Linked DNA regions of Mus musculus: region 1 is linked to region 2. A link is a loop called in an ENCODE intact Hi-C map of the cell type or tissue named here. Cell type or tissue: left cerebral cortex. All regions are shown on one strand. Each heading gives the region's core, and the rest is flanking DNA. Links, peaks and the distances in the headings are about the cores only. Region 1 has its middle 41 kb from the start of Tcerg1l. Region 2 has its middle 24 kb from the start of Gm30808.

Region 1 (8,338 bases), core at 85-8,084, 290 kb after region 2:
GGCCCTTAGAAGCATTCCTAAATCTTCTACATCTATCTGTACACATGTAAAATTCAGTCATCTATAAGAAACCTGAGTCAATTTAGCAGTCTATCCGCCCTAATCAGAATCCTCATCCTCCATGGTTACCAGGTAAGGTCTTGTCACCTGAATCACCCAGAATCCCCATTAGGCCCTGGGATCTCTTCAGGTGTTTCCCTTTTAACTATCTGGCCACTTACCCTCAGCCTGCTTTCTGCTATAATCCTTACTCCCTGTCAGATGTCAAGCACAATAACATACACACACACACACACACACACACACACACACACACTCACACACACCCTGCAAAACTCTATTGTGGTACCCCTGTGCCTGTTGTGATGGCCTGTCTGAACTCATTTCTGCTGAAGCGGGGGGTGGGGGTGGGGGGGTTAGATCTCTGCTGCTTGGCATCATCTCAGGCAAGGCATGGTCATATAATAATGCTGTAGATGTTATCATGAAGCCCCAGGGAGATCGCAGTCCTAGGACAGCGTGTTTGCAGCATAGGGCTAATTCTTTCATCCTTGTACACTGCCCATGTGGCTACAGCCAGATCTTGCAAGGGCTTTGAGGTATCCCCACTGTACCACAGTCCGAGGGTACTAAGCCATGCATGTGGCAGATTTAATTAAACTTTGGAAACACTGTGTAAAAATAAATAATAAATAACTTCCTCCATGGCAAAATTCTTGGGAGCTTGTAATGACTAACAGGCATGCTGGATTCCTGAGGGAAAGGACGAGTCTATACACATTCCCCAGATTTAGGTGACCACAGAGTACTTCCTTCCTTTAATGCATCCCTTGGGTCTATTGTTGCAGAAAATACGCTTTGGAAAAAAACAGCTTCATATCAATTTTAGCTGCAATGCAAAAAGAAATAGAATGAGGTATTATTCTATGCAAATAATAACCACACTGTAAAGCGTTGAGTTTATGTCTGATTCCTGAGAAGCAAGCTCTCAGAGACGGGCTCTGCATGAAGATGATCATCTAGCAAGAACAACTAGATGATTCCAGATGGCTTAGAGATGGGGTGACCCTTCCAAGTCGGGGGTGGGGTGGGGTTGGCTGCTCACAGGGCTGCCTGGAGATACCTGCTCTATTCTGATTGTGTGCCAGGAGCTACCCTTGCTTCATAGACCACCAATCATCTTGTCCCTTACCTGCCATCCGCATCCCATCTCAGAGCCAACTTTTCTCTGGGTAGATTTTTCTTAGAAAACAAGGAGACTTGGTTGAAAGAGTTGACTAGAGAGTACCCAGGAGAACCAGGGCAGGTGAAACCAATGGGGAGAAAAAGTGAGATGCAATCTAGTATATTTTGGTACGTGGCAGCAGCTGGTGTCTCTGCAATGCATGTGGACCAACTCTCCCCAGGGAAATGTCTTGACCCAGCCAAAGGGCTCCATAGTCAAGCCCAGCACCTGTGGAGGCATCTGACACTGCTCCTGGGGAAAGCATGCCATACTTTTCATGCAGAATGTCCTGTAGGACTTCAGTTGTTAAAGTCTTGGTTCCCAGTGTGGTTCTAGTAGAGCTTCAAGGGTTAGGGTTAGTAGGAGATCTTTTTTCATTTTAATTTATTTATTTATGATGTATATGTGTGTACACGCACGTGCATGTGTGTGTTCTATCACCCCAGTCTCATCACTTTCTCAACAATGAAGTGAATGCTTTTGCTCTTCCATGCATGCATACTCACTATGATTTGGCAACCCTGCCCATAGGCCGATGGAACAGTGTGTGTGCCTGATCATGACCTGGAACCTGTAATGCTTTGCACCCAAACAAATCTTCTCTGCTAATCTTCTCTGTAGCTCATATTTCTGGTATCTTATAAAGAGATGGAAGTTGGTTAGCACAGAGGTGCCGTTTAGGAGGGGAGTGGGCAGTACAGCCTGGCACCCTCTGCTGCAGCTCACTTTCCAGTGTAAAACACAGATCAGGGAACCATGAGGCAGTGTATATGTGAGAAATATCCACAATGTGTTATTAATACCAAGGGCATTAAATATTGCATTTCATAGCTGCCTAAAAATTTAAAAAATTTTCTTTCTATATTTTTCCAGCAAGTTGAAAATCGAAATTTTGTTTGAATTGTTTACAATTTAGTATTGCCAACTTTTTCCAGTAATCACTGTACAGTGATTCCCATCAAAGATCACTAATGCATTTTGAGTAGGTTACTGGTTCTAATCCCCTTGGAAAAATAAAGGAAAAAAAACATTTCAACAACTACCCATCAACTGTTTATAAAGTTAGACTCACATTTGCCAGGGGACGAACATGTGAGCCGGTCCTGGCATTTTTACCCAAGAACAATGAAAACATGTGTTTAAACAAGACATACATATGAACATCTATAGTTGTCCCACACCTAAGGGCACACCCTTCAAAACAGATATCAACTTTTTTAGCAGGACAATGGATAAACATACATTGAAGTATCCAAATGGCCAAATGCTGCTCAGCAAAGTCAGTAAATCAATCAGGTAATTCTGCTTCATGTGTCTGCCGAGGTGGATCTAAAATACAAACAATAAAACAAAACAATAAACCACTACCACCACCAACAAAGAAGGAAGCCAGTTACAAGGAAGTTACCCTGCATCTTCCACTCATGAACTATGGGATCCCAGAGCAGAGTTAACTCAAGGACAAGCAACTGAGCCTGAGGGTGTATAGGAGGACTGTCCAAAATGGAATAAGGGACCTTTCTAAAGTGATAGAGATCTGTTTTCCAACTGTAACTTCTTATTTCCTGAGAATGGATTGCTGGAGGATGGGTAAACTGCTCTTTGACAGATTTGCCCTGCAGCATGAGGTAGCACTGGGCAGAGGAATGGTTATACCCACATTAGGTGATACTGAGAGTCTGAAGGAATATTGAGGGACCTGGGCCACTCTACACTGTTAGTAGGAGTAAAGGTCAGGTGACTCTTAATTTCTTCATGGCAGTTACACTAAAGAGCAGCAATGTGCAGTCTAGGAAGATGCTGAGGAAGGACCCAATACAGGCACAGGTGTGGATAGGCTTAGAGTTTTAAAAAACCTACTTTTAATAAGGGGTTTAAAATGCTTTACTGTCTCCTTTTGTCCACCACCCACCAGGGGGAGTGGAAAGAAAAGGTTAATGGAACAAAGGAGGGTGTGGACCGGGTTAGAAATATTTATTCGGAACAAAGCCAATCTGCACTGTTGTCAGGATATCAGCAGTTTAGTTCACATGAACCAGTAGAGGCAGCTTCGTCCATCCATAAACATTATTCAAGAATCAGCAACTGCAGGACTTACAAACACCATTTACCAATCAACAAAGGCAGGTCAATCCAGAAGAAAGCATAAGGCTCTGCCAATCTGCCGGAGTCCATGGAAGTGCAGCAGGAAGTAGCTGGAACACCACCAGACGATTTTTAGTGTGTTTCTTTCTATGAAGTCACGACAAATGATCACCAACAAAGAATGGTAAGGCGTAGCAATATCATCTAGCATCATCCACTATCCTTTGGGCTACATTTACATCTTTTTAAACATCCTATATTCTCTTAAGCATCCACTCTAGCAAAACGTCATATGCCCCTTTTCTAGGCTGCCTCCAGAAAAACACCAGGTGTCTGTTCTTTGCAAAACATCCTCCCACATGCCTGCTTCAGCAAAAACATCTAAGACGGTTTCCAGAAAAATATCACATGACACAACCGAGTCTCCAAAGGAACCAGAAATTTCCATTTCAGGTGTGTGCCAACAAACACCTGCTGTCATGGCATCCACCTGCCACTGGGTGTGTTTTCCAAAGAAAAGCCACACACATGCTGCAGACAGTGATGACCCTCTGTGGGACACTCGATGGACACTAACTGGGATGGCTCACAACCATGTGCACCATGGGGGTTATCATCAGCACCTGAGCTCTCACTGTCAGAAAACAAACACAGCAAGGTCTGAGTGATTCTAGATCAGACTTTAAGGACACACCCTCCAGGGTGGCACGGTGGCAGTGTGGCGTCTCACATTGGAGGCCATACTAATCCAGCCTGGACTTAGGGAGCTTGACGAGGGCTGGCTGTCACTCGTCTACACAGACCTTCACACTTAATAGAAGTTCAAGTTAGGCATTTATTATTCGTGCACCATTTTGCACAATGGATCTATTTAAAAGGATTGTCGAAGGTCAAAAATGAAAAAAAACAAAAAACAAAAAACCAAACCATAAATGTCCTGGTAGAATATGGGCAGAAATTTAACAGGACACAGAGAGACAGTCAAGATTGAAGATGCATTGACAAGACTGGGGACTCAGGAGGCAGTCACTCATGGAACCCTGGGTGTGGTTGTTGACATTCTTTCTGGTAGAGCCAGAATATGGGTGTTGGCTTACAAGTATGTTTGTGTATGCAGAAGCTTAGAAACTTAAGCTTCAGTGGCTCCCGAGGACACACTAGTTTGTGTGGGGTGAAATAAGCTCTGTAGATCCCTCACTACCACATTCACCAGCCATTTATCTGTATGTTCATAATGAACCAAGTCAGCTCAGCAAGGCGACATCATCACCCACTGAAATCAATAGCTCTGTTTGATGTCAATTAGGGAGTGTGATAGGAAGACAGAGCCTACGGAGAATAAGCAAATCTAGACAGGCGCCTGGTAGTGGCCTGCTCTGCTGTCAGAAGCAGGGAAAGCCTCAAAGAACAGGCTTATCCTGCCTCACCATGTTCTCCGAGAGGTACACTTTAAAAAAAAATAGCATTGAGCTCTGCAGCTGTGTGTGTGTGTGTGTGTGTGTGTGTGTGTGTGTGTGTATTTGATGTTCTGTATGTGATATCTACACATGTGTATGGAGGCCCCAGTTTGACGTTAGGTGCCTTTCCTTGAGGGTTCTCCATCTTTGCTTTTGGAGACAGGGACTCCCACTGATTCAGCTGGGCAGGCTGTCCAATAAGCTTGAGAGACCTACCTATCTCTGTGCCTCCAAGGCTGGGGTTATAGGCTTTTTATGTGCATGCTAGGTGTCTGAACTAAGGTCCTTAAACTCGTACCACAAGCACTTCACTGACTGAGCCATCTCTTCTGTCCTCCCATCTCCCCAGGCCTCTTACTTAGTCCAAGCTAAGAGAAGCAATGGTTTCAAGCCATTCCAGGGAAACATTAGAAGTTGGTTGGATAGGTCCCTTCTTTTTCACATGTCATTTGCTTAAGTTTAATGACACCTGGTACTGCATAGCAGAAAAACACATATGCCCTTGTCTGTATATAAGTCAAAAACCAGTCTGAGAACCTGATTCTGAGCTATGTGTGTGCTGTCTGTATTTTGGCAGAGATCTGGAGTGGGGGCAGGGAAATCTGAAGGTTAAGCTCCAGTGCCCAGCGCTCAGAAGCATGGCAAAGCTGGGCACGTCCGTTTGGCGTAGTTGCCACCTCGCTTATATTCAGCTTTTTCATTTATCACGACAGAATGTGTAATATGAAGAGGTCGAAGAGAGTGTTTTTGCTTGTTGAAGGCCTTCCATGCCACCCTCTAAATAGCTTCATTCCTCACTGGCTTTCTGAATGAAGAAAAGGGCTCAAAGATGTGGGGTGCAGCAGCTCACCCAGACATGACTGAACCTAACTCCCAAGTCCCAGGCCCATGCTTAACATCCACCTTGTGGTATCTTTGAAAACATTTTGTTTTTTACTTTTCAAATGTCTCAATTTCCTGGCAGGGCAGACCACCTGGGTCACTTGCTCCTGTTGTATGTCTTGCTTATGCCAGGGTCACTGAGCACCTGAGAGCCACCAAGTTGCCTTGGAGACCTCCCATTCCTCAGGATGTAGGAGCATGAGAAAGCTTGTACCTCTCCCCTCTTACACATATCCCCATCCATTAATACCATAGTGAGTGGTTCTTACTGGCACTGAAGGTGGTAAAGGGTTAAAGTGTCTTGAGGCCGTACTCAGAGCCGAGACATGGGTCAATGACTTCGGAAACATTATTGTTCCAACAGCCAATGAGTAAAGTACTTAAGGCATTTTAAGTTCTTCTGTAGAACTAGTTTTTATAAAACATTCCCTGTGAACCCACAGGGAAAAGATAGTTAGGGCAGAAATGGTTTAATTTACACATCAGCAAAGCATCCAAGAAAACACAGAGCAGCTTGAGGATACAGTGCTGCCAAGTAACGGGACTCAAATTCAACTCCACTCTGCAAGGAAAATAGTTCTTTCCCACTTCTACAGAGCATAGAAGACAGTCCTGGGGACTCCAGGGCTACTAGAAGTGGCCACGCTGACATCCTGGTATCTTATTTCACCTGCAAAGGTGCAAAACACCTTAACAGTTGTTTATCAGACATCCAGGTGACCACTGTCCTGAGGGAAGGGAGAATTGGGACTGGGTCATATTTAAAATCTTTCCTGTGATTGACATTTGCTGTGTGTGATCCTGAGGCTGGAGAGGGAAGATTGCTTTGTCAGCCAACACTACAGTGAAGTTGAGAGATGCCACAGTGACACTGAAGAAATAGGTTCTGGATTAGAGATGTGGCTCAATCAGTAGAACACTTGCCTCTCACCAAGCACAGAGCCTTGGGCTCAATACCCAGCACTGTGTAAACTGGTGTGATGACACATGCCTGTAGTCAAAGCACTTGGAAGGTAAGGAAAGAAAAAACAGAGTTCAAGGTCATCTTTAACTACATAGTGAGTTATAGGCCAGCCTGGGCTATATGACATGCTGTCAAAAAAATTGAAAGGCATGAAGGAAGGAAAAAAGGAAGGAAGGAAGGAAGGAAGGAGGGAGGGAGGAAGAAAGGAGGGAAGAAAGGAAGGAAGGAAGGAGGGAGGGAGGAAGGAAGGAGGGAAGAGAGAAAGGAAGGACAAAAGAAAGAAAGAGGGAGAGAGGGGTAGAGAGGAAGGGAGGGAAAGGGAGGGAGGGAGGGAGGGAGGGAGGGAGAGAAAGAGAGAGAGAGAGAGAGAGAGAGAGAGAGAGAGAGAGAGAACACCTTGGTTCACAACTAATGCTAAGAGGAGAGGTCAGAGGACAGAGTGAAACTCCTACAGGGCTCATGAGAGCTGGAACCATGCCTGGCACATTCTCAGGTCCCCACACATAGACTACATCTACAAATATCATGGATTGACTGAGTGAGTCTCATATGCATGTTCATTGCAGCAAAAACAAAATGAGCCTGTGATACCCACAGGCAGTAGTGCCTTCTGCCTAGGGCACTTGCTGGGATTCTGAATCTTCAGGACAGAAATCTGGATTTGGTATCCTCAGTGGGGAAGTAACCTGGTCACAGTCACACTCCCAGTAGGAGACAGAGCCATGGCTCTGCCTTACACCTGGAACCGAAGTCTCTTCTTTCTAGTGTTTGGCCCTTATGACAAAAACCAGAGCCCAAGAGAAGAGGCATCAGAGTAATACTTCATGTGTCCCGGAGACCAGAGGTAGGGAGAGCCAAGCACCGGGGAGGCTTCTGCACAGACTATCTACATTACATGATGTTTCTCCCCCAGGTAGGATCTTGGTTCCATGTGCTCACAAATGACCCAAACTCCCAGGGTATGCTGAGCTCCATACATCCCTAGTTCAATGATACCATGGTCCACATTCTATCTCAGCAAGGTCCTGATTTAGAGAGGGGAGGTGGTACATATGGGATAATATGGTACATATGGGATAGATAAACCATGTTAGATAGATAATGCAACTTAGAGGAGCATTGTGTGGGCCAGTTGACCTTCTTTGTGCAGACGGACATCACCTGTATAAAGAACCATTCTGGTCTCAGAGGAGTGGATGGCTGGACAGCTGGAAAGGGCATAAGGCCTGTTGAAGAGAGTGATGCACTGATGAATGGCTACCTGCAGCATATAGATGGGAATCTGCATGTGCCTCAGGGAAAGGGACATGCCAGGTATCAGGTTCTACACCATAAAACCCTGCTACATTTCACAGGAGTCACTGGAAAAACAAGCACATGGAGGGGTTCTCTGAAATGGAGAGAGACAGGGGAGTTTGTGGTTACATCCTTCTTGGATTCTCCAGCAGCATGATGGGAGAGGAAGGGGAGATATTGGAGGACATAAATTGAGAGGCTGACTGGCCTGACTAGAGCTAGGTAGTGAGGGCACGAGGGTGAAGGATGGGCCAGGATGTCTTGAGTGAACACTGGCCACCTGAGTCTAAGTAGGGACTGGGTGGGGGGCAACTTTTTCAGAGTCTGGGGAGACCAGAGTGAGCTGAGGGCATTTTGATTATGAGGAGTCAGCTATACAATTGCAACCTTAGCAGACTGTGGGCTGAAGGGTCAGGAGAGTTATCCCAG
Region 2 (8,338 bases), core at 185-8,184:
TGTGGTGCATGTAATGTCATTGTGCAGACCTGGACACCATGGGTGACAGTAAGACTTTCCCACAATGCTATTGCTTCTGTCTTTTAGCATCAACCAAATGTGGTGACTATGATGGGAAAGGAGGAGCCAGAGAGATGTTTACTTGGTTTGAATGAATTAACCTCTTTAAAGACTGCATATTGTCCAAAGAAAAATGCAAGTGCTCGGAAGGCAGACTGGTTATCACTTAAATGGAAGATACATTTTTTTGTTTGTTTTGTTTTTTCTTTTTTTTTTTTTCAATAATTTTATTTTTTTCTAATTTTGTAATTTTAATTTCCCATAGCACCTTGGCAATGTTGAAAACAATACAAATACAAAGATGCTCATTTTAGCAGTTTATGCATGAGTATGTGTCATACCATTTTGGGGGGGGCAGTTTTGACAACAGAACAAATCTAAGTTACGGACAAAACAGAAGCCAGGTAATTGGTTCTGACACTCCACTCCCCCAACATTTAAGAGATACGTCACTCAATGAACACTTGAATCAGTTGGAAAAACAAAACCAGAACGTCGATGTGGGTATCTCTTTACATTTCTAATCAGTGTTTTGTGCTATAGAACTGAAAACAGAATACTTGGCCCACAGCTCACAGATATCAGAGCCACACCTTTAGGAATGTGTAATGTGTAATAAGATACAACAAATTGTTAGTTTTAAAAATAAACATTGTTATTTAATAATCAGGTGACTTTTAAGAGAATTCAAAGTGTCCTCATTCAGCTAAAACAAACTGAAATGTCCATGCATATTCTTAAAGCCCAGACTAGCTACTTAGTATATGCCAGAGTCTAAAGTTAGAGTAATAGCTACCAAATTGTAAGGGAATATAAAAAATTAGAAAAAATCCATCATATATTATATTATATATATTTATGTATTAAAAAAAACCTCAAAAGGAATATACTGTTTGATTTTTATCTTTCCCATAAAAAGCCAGAATGATACTCTTAAAATATGGTTAATATATATTGCCAACACAAGCATCAGGAACTGAATCCCAGTGCTTGTTTTTTCAAACCAAGGCAGGGCCTTTGGGACTAGGCTGGGCTCAGGCTGCTAAGTCAACATTCTGTGGCTGGATAACACGTGGTCTTTCTAATGGATACTGAGGGACTCCCTCCAAGCTCTCGAATCCTGACTAGAAAGCAGAACTCCAAAGTCCCAGGGATCCCTGGGTGGTGCAACTGCAGAGCAGTGCTCTGTCTGATGCTCTTCCCCAGGCATACGCCTAGTTGAGCAGATACGTGCTGGATGGCTCCTCAGTGAATGCGCTTTTGAATCCCATTCTGAGCAGCACTGAGTCTGTCGCTTATGGTCCTGCTTCAGCTTCTGCTGAAGCTGCTGCTTAGGCAAGGCCAGCTTGGTGTTCCTGGCCCCTAGACTAGGCTCACCAGTGGCAGTGTCTAGAAAAGAAGGATGGAAGATGGTAGGATGCACCCCATAGCCCACCAGGGAGCTACCCCTGCAAGCACACAGTGCTGAGGTCCCCCCAGCACTGTGAGTTCTGGGTAGAAGAGACTGCCTGAGGTCTGACTTCATCAGCAGGAATTAGCTGTGGGCCTGCCCCCATCTTCCCTGTCTCCTGGGGTTCCTCTTCTTATGTCTTCTCTCTGAAATTTGGGGATATGCTTTGTTGAGGAGGAGGCAGAGCAATCCAGCCAGCCACACAAAAACAACAGATTTGGGGAATCCATTCCATCCAATACTGGCTATTGAGAAATCCAGCATTGGGTCTATTTGGCTCTGTTGTTGTCTTGAATTTCCATGGAAACTACCAGGTAGCTGGAAGAATAGGCGTGTTAGAGTTTTCCAACCATCATTATTTTAAAGGATCTTTACTTTCTTCCTTGTCCACATTCACATGGTGGTTTCTATGGAAACTAGGATGGAAACAGCCAGAATAAAAAAAGAGGCAAATTCTGGCCATTTTTCATGATCATCTGATCATGGAAGAACAGAAAGGAAGAGCCCAAAATGGGGGCAATGGGTAGAGAGCCTAGTATCAACCCCCAGGTAGGAGCCCTGAACTCTGAGTAGGGGCAGCTTTTCCCACGTTGAGGGCTCTGAGTTCGTCCTGAACCTTTGGCGATGATTCTGTCCTTTGCTCGGATGGATTATACCAGGTTCAATAGAGCTGGAAAGGGAAGAAAAAAATTCTTAAAGAAACTTCATTCTAAAGTGTGTTCAACCCCCCAGCCGAGTTGCAGATGAGAGGTCTGGCTAAGAACAAAGAGCAAGGATTCCTCCTGGGCTTGCTGAGGTCTTTCCAAGCCCTGCTGGGTGGAGCCAAGAGAAACAGCAATAAGTCCAGGAGCTAGCTTCTCAATGGTACCCATGTTCTGGGGCTGGTGCATTGCTAGTTTTTGAGCACTTAGCTCATATGCCTACCCCAGAGTTTTGTCTGCCTGGTGCCTATGTCCACTGTCTTGTTTGCATATGTGATTGATTTAAAGATCTTGAGATCATTTTGAATTTACACTGGAAATATGAAATAGATAATTTAACAATGGTATGTGGGAAATTCAGTACCACATTTTTTTTTGTTATTGTTCACAAGTGTGTTTGTGCACATGTGTGTGTATGTGTGCATGCATGCATGCGTGTGTGTGTGTATCTATGTGTATTTCTGCAAGCTCATGTGCATGTGTGTCAACATATGTGTGTAGGCTGAAGCCCATCCTTGGGTGTTGCTTCCCAAGAGCTGTCCATCTTTTTGCCTGAGACAGGCTTTCTCACTGGGACCTGGGCTTTCTGACTAGGTCAGGCTGGCTGGGCAGTGAACCTCAGGGATGTACTTATGTCTACCTTTCCAGCACACCTGCTTTTTCACATGGATGATGGGGATTCAACTCAGCTCTTCACGTTTGTATGGTAGGCATTCTACTTTCTGAACTCTTTCCTGTCTCCAGTACTACATTTAAAACATTAATTTATTCTTCAACAATTTCATATATTTGTATAATATATTCTGGTCATACTTAGCCCTCCACCATCTTTTATCTCCCCCTCCCCCACTATCTTGCTACTCTTCTGTTTCATTTATGACCCACTGGGCGTAACCAGGGCCACTTACATGGTCATGAGTGTAGAGCTATGTGCTGGAGCTTGAGTAACTTACCAGCAACTATATCCATGAAGACACTGATTTCCCATCCTCCAGGAGCCCTCTATTGCCATTCTCTCTCCTGGACAGGCCCACGAACCCTTCTCCATCTGTGACTGAATGTTTATTGGGTCAGTTTTGTGGAGACCCTGAATAGGCAACCGTAGTGTTTGAGTTCCTGAGTGCCATTGCCATGCCATTACATCTCTGATCTAGTCCTTGGGAGGTGGAAGCAAAAGAATCATGAATCCAAGGTCCTCTTCAGCTACAACAAAAGTCTGAGGTTGCCCTGGGGATAGATGAAACTCTGTCTAAGGAACTAACCACATGGTGATCTTAATAGACACAGAAAAGGCATTGGATGAAACCTACCACTCTTCTTGACGAGACCACTCTGCAACGGACCATTCTGCATTCTTGCCACACTGACAAGGGGCCTCTGTGGAAGTCTGCAGTACATGTTCTGCCCATTAGTGGGTACTCCAGGTCAGGGTTGAGGATTTGATGTTGTCAGCAAATTGTCCAGAACTGGTAATAGCAGATTAGTGTTTTCCAGGTCTAGGGAGAGAAGGTGGGGTGACTGGGGAAGGGTTCAATTTTTCTCTTGGGAATGACATTTATGCTATAAAATTAGTCAACTGTGAATACACTGAAAACCATTTAATTGTACATTATTTTTGTGTATATGGTCATGTTTGTGTGTGCAGGTACACCATGCATGCACACATGTCTGTGTGTATATGTGCAGGCTAGAGGGCAACTTCATATGTCAGTCCTCAGGAGCCAGCCCTACACCTTTTTTGGGGGTGGGGCAGGGTCTCTCACTGTTTTGGAACTTGCCAAATAGACTAGGTTGGCTGGCCAGTGTGTCCCAGGATCCTTCTGCCTCTGTCTCGCCAGCCCTGAAATTACAAGTGTGTGCCATCCCACCTGATATTTTTATGTGGGTCTAGGGATTAAACTCAAGTCTTCATACTTTACTCACTGAGCTATCCCCTAGCTCTCTAGTTATGCACTTTTACAAATTTTATGTGAATTACGTCTTAACAAAGTTGATGAAAAATTAAAATCATGAAATCAACTTTTCGGGTTCCACGTGAGACTGTGATTATATGATACTTCTCTCCCAGGCTCATTTCACTTGGGGTCCTGTTCTCCAGATCCATCTGTGCCACAGACTCAGACACACAGTGGACGGGTAGTGAAAGGAAGGAGATATACACGTATTGGATATTGCAAATTTGCTGGAAGAACGAACTTTTAGTATTCTTACCACTGAGAAGTGATGAGCCAGTGAACAATGGCTATTGTCTTAGTTTCCTTTGCTGTGGTCAAATGTACCGATAGAAACAACTTAAGGGAGAAAGGGCTAATTTTATCTAACACTTTCAGGAGACTATAATCCATCATGGCCGGGAAGCCATGGCAGTAGGCAGGCAAGGCAAGTAAGCTGGGGAAAGCCATCTGCTCAAAAGTGCTGAGTCACAAGGCCCACGACTCTTGGTAGTGCATTTACATGACACTCAGGCTTTTCCTGGGCATGCTCTATTTATTAATATGTCTCTATTTATTAATTATTCCAGTCCTTGGCCAAATGGCTGTTTTATGTGTATTAATCTTGTCCCTGTCTCTTTTCCCTTCTCTCCCACCACAGTACCAGCTCTGGACTTGTGTGTAAAGATGACTTTCCTCTCCTTTTTTGGTGACTGCTCTATGGTGAGCATTAGCTCTAGGGGTATTCAGACAAGTATGGGTGCTGCGGCCTAATGGGAGCTACATTCTTCCTGGCCTTAGCCCTGATGACTCAAGTACTATCTAGAACTTGCATAGATTCAAGTAGCTATGGTGATTTGAATAGGTATGACCCCCATAGATGCATGTGTTTGAGTGCTTGGCCAATAAAGAGTGGCAGTATTAGGAGGTGTGGCCTTGTTGGGGTAGGTGTGGTCTTGTTGGAGGAAGGGTGTCACTGTGGGGGTGGGTTTTGAGGTCTCCTGTGTTAAAAAGGTATGCCAGTGTGTTACACTACATCCCCTTCTGCTGCTTGTGGTTCAAGATGTAGACCTCTCCGCTCCCTCAGTGTGGCACACAGTTTCCCCTTGTTACCTGTGGATCAAGATGTAGAACTCTCAGCTCTGTCAGCACCATGTTGGCTTGTGTATTGCCATACTTCCTGCCATGAAAACAAGGGAGTAAACCTCTGAAACTCAGCTAGCCCTGATTAAATGCTGCTCTTTCTAAGAGTTCTCAGGGTCATGGTGTTACTTCATAGCAATAAAAATCCAATTAAGACAGTAGCCAATCCCTAAGCCCTGAGAATCAGGGGAGAGAGACCTGCTAGGAAGAAAGAACCCCTCAGCAAAGGTGACCGTCTCTCTCCCCCACCCCTCTTCTTCTGACATTTTCTAGCTGTAGGTGTACAGCTTCCTTCCTGGTTAATATTTAAATATAAAAGCATCAAATGAATTTTTAAGAAGTAATTAAGCTTTTTTATTTCTCCTTAAAGACTGGAGGGATGGAGGGTCTTCTTAGAAAGCCTCAATTGTCCTGGGTTGTAGCTAAGAGGGCAGTGAGGGCCCTTCTACTCTCTTCATGAGTGTGCCCAGCCCTCCCAAAGTCTGTCCTCTACCTCCTGTCCCTTTGTCCCTTACACCCTTGGTCAAGGCTTTTCTTAACTTTACATGGTGATCATAGGTGCTGTGAGCCTATGTTTCCCTTGGATCCAGAGGCCAGTGTTCTGGACAGCTCCCCTGGGTGACCCAGGATGTTTTCTGACCCTCTGGGCCAACCCTAGATCTGGCTCCCTGGTAGGTTCTCACCTATCTGTTCTTCTTTGGATCCCTCCCTTCCTCCTGTCATTTATCCCATCACCTACTGCCATTCCCATATGGTCAAGCTCTAGCCGTCCCCAGCTACCCTCTGTTCCCTGGGGCCTCTTTAGCCCTATAGTCTTCTGTGACTGCACAGACTCCCTCCTGGAGCCCTAGAACTCCCTCGCCATCCCAAGGCTTGCTCTGGCTTTCCCATGAGGATGCACCACCCTTCTCTGGCACACCCACCCCAGGGAGGCAGTTCATGCTATGAGTCTTATAGCAAACAGAAACTGGGCCCAGAGTCTCTGCTTTGGCAGGAGACACAGCTCCATCTCTTGGGTACTGATCACCTTGTGAGCAGAGGGGATGAGACTGTAACACACACACACACACACACACACACACCAGATTTCATTTGAGGTTGCAAGGTTGGTAGGAGTGCTGCCCTCTAGCAGGATTCTCCATTCAGCCTGTTTAATCAAAGTGATTCTATAATCACATTGTCGTATTAAACAAAAGCCTTGCTTATCTCCCATGGAGTGGACCTTCATTAGGACCAAGTATACTAGTTCCCTACTCCTGGTGTACCAAGGTAATTTTAACCAAGATTAGTGGTAAACAGTAATGCTCAGTTCTTAAGTTCAGGGGCCAGAGGGCTGGAGCAGAGCATGCAACCCCACTGGGTCTGGGAAAGAACCCAGCTCCTGCCCTTCCTAGCTTCTAGCGGACCTATATCTCTGGGCTCACCACCCTCTCCTCTGTCTCCAGAACTGACCGTGCAACACTCACCAGTTCCCTTTCCTTTGACCTTGCCTCTGGCATCCTGTTTGCTTTCTGTTACCATGACGATACCTGAGGGGAATCAATTCAGAGGAGAGAAGGTACACAGTGGCAGAGACTACAACCCATGGTGGGTTGGGCTTCATAGTTTGGGTCTGTGGCAAGGCAGCAAAGCATGATGGGGGCCTGTGGGGAAGGTGGCTGCTATGATGGTGGGAAACAAAGTCAAGAAGTAGGGACTGGGATCACAATGTCCTCTTGAGGGCAAACCCACAATGACCCAACCTCCTTTCACTAAAGGCCCACCTCCTAAAGGTTCACTTCCTAATAGTCCCTCAGGCTGGGGACCAAAGCATCAACACATGGCTTCCAGGGGCCTTCAAGGTCTGAAGCACAGGCCACTCCTTTCAGTTTTTGACACTCTCTTGTCCTATTTGCTCTTGCTTTCTCAGTCTCCTCTCACACTATCTCTCCCTCCCTCCCTCCCTCCCTCCCTCCCTCCCTCCCTCCCTCCCTCCCTCCCTCCCTCCCTTCCTCCCTCCCTCTCTCCCTCTCTCCCTCCCTCCCTTTTCCCTTCTCTCTTTCCCTCCCTCCCTCCCTCCCTCCCTCCCTCCCTCCCTCCCTCCCTCTCTCCCTCCCTCCCTTTTCCCTTCTCTCTTTCCCTCCCTCCATCCCTTCCTTCCCAGTGCCACAGGCATGTAGGAGACTGCGATTCTCCCTCCACTGCTCCTCTGACTGATGAAAACCGGGTTAGGAACACATTGGGGCAGCTTACTGGCGACCTCTAAAGATTCTCAGACAGAAACAAAAGTGTCCTGGTTTTCCCTGGCAGGAGTCGAGGGATATCAGAGTGTGTGGGGTTCTGCTATCTGTTTCTCTTCCCTTAAATGAGGACCACTGTCATGAACATATGGGAACTTAAGGGGAGCATCAGGATAGATACATTGTGGATGGGTTAACTGGACTGAGTATCTCCTCATGCCCCACCCTCTTTCCTGCTGTGAGTCCATTGAAGACCCCAGACTAGCCCACCTTTGGATACCTGTTTCTGCTTTATGGGAGCTCTGTCTTCTTTCTATGAAGCTCCTACTAGTGAACTAGTTTTAGGATCTAAAACTCCTTTCTGAACGCGTCTGCCTGTGTCTGTGAGTTTCATTTTTCCGATTCAGACGGCAAGAACTTGAAAGCTATTGACTCAATGCAAGTTTGTGTGACCCTGAGTATCTGTCCCCGAGCTCCAGAGTTAAATCCCACCTGTGGCAAGAGAGGAAGCCTCTACTGAGCTCAAAATTTCTCACTTCCCACCTATCATTTGTCTTTCTCTTATGGGGACCCCTGTCTCCCCATGCCACTCAGGTTGGTCCTCACACACCATCATAGTGTCCCCTTCACTGTCCAGGGCAGTGACTCTCAACCCTTTAATACAGTTCCTCCTGTTGTGGTGACTCCCAAACATAAAATCATTTTTTGTTGCTACTTTATAACTGTAATTCTGTTACTGTTATAAATAGTAATACAAATATCTATATGTAATCTCCAAGGGTCATGATCCACAGGTTGGGAACTGCTAACCTAAGGGGATACATTCACAGACTC

What was found. Hi-C counts contacts between places; a loop is a spot of excess contacts. Peaks named below come from ENCODE experiments on the same cell type or tissue, not always from the same donor. Only the 100,000 strongest peaks of a DNase experiment are listed, where the experiment ranks them.
Region 1: it touches region 2 in a loop (3-fold over the local background); 2 of 42 quality-filtered maps call a loop at or near these places.

The regions. Positions count from the first base shown.
Region 1 is chr7:138,435,059-138,443,396 of GRCm38, reverse strand. No RefSeq gene overlaps it. Among named protein-coding and RNA genes, the nearest start is that of Tcerg1l, 41 kb to the right of the region's middle. In left cerebral cortex, for the core only: a CTCF peak has its summit at 3,774; DNase peaks (open chromatin) are centred at 3,770 and 6,099.
Region 2 is chr7:138,720,320-138,728,657 of GRCm38, reverse strand. No RefSeq gene overlaps it. Among named protein-coding and RNA genes, the nearest start is that of Gm30808, 24 kb to the right of the region's middle. In left cerebral cortex, for the core only: CTCF peaks have their summits at 3,438 and 3,638; DNase peaks (open chromatin) are centred at 1,918 and 3,630.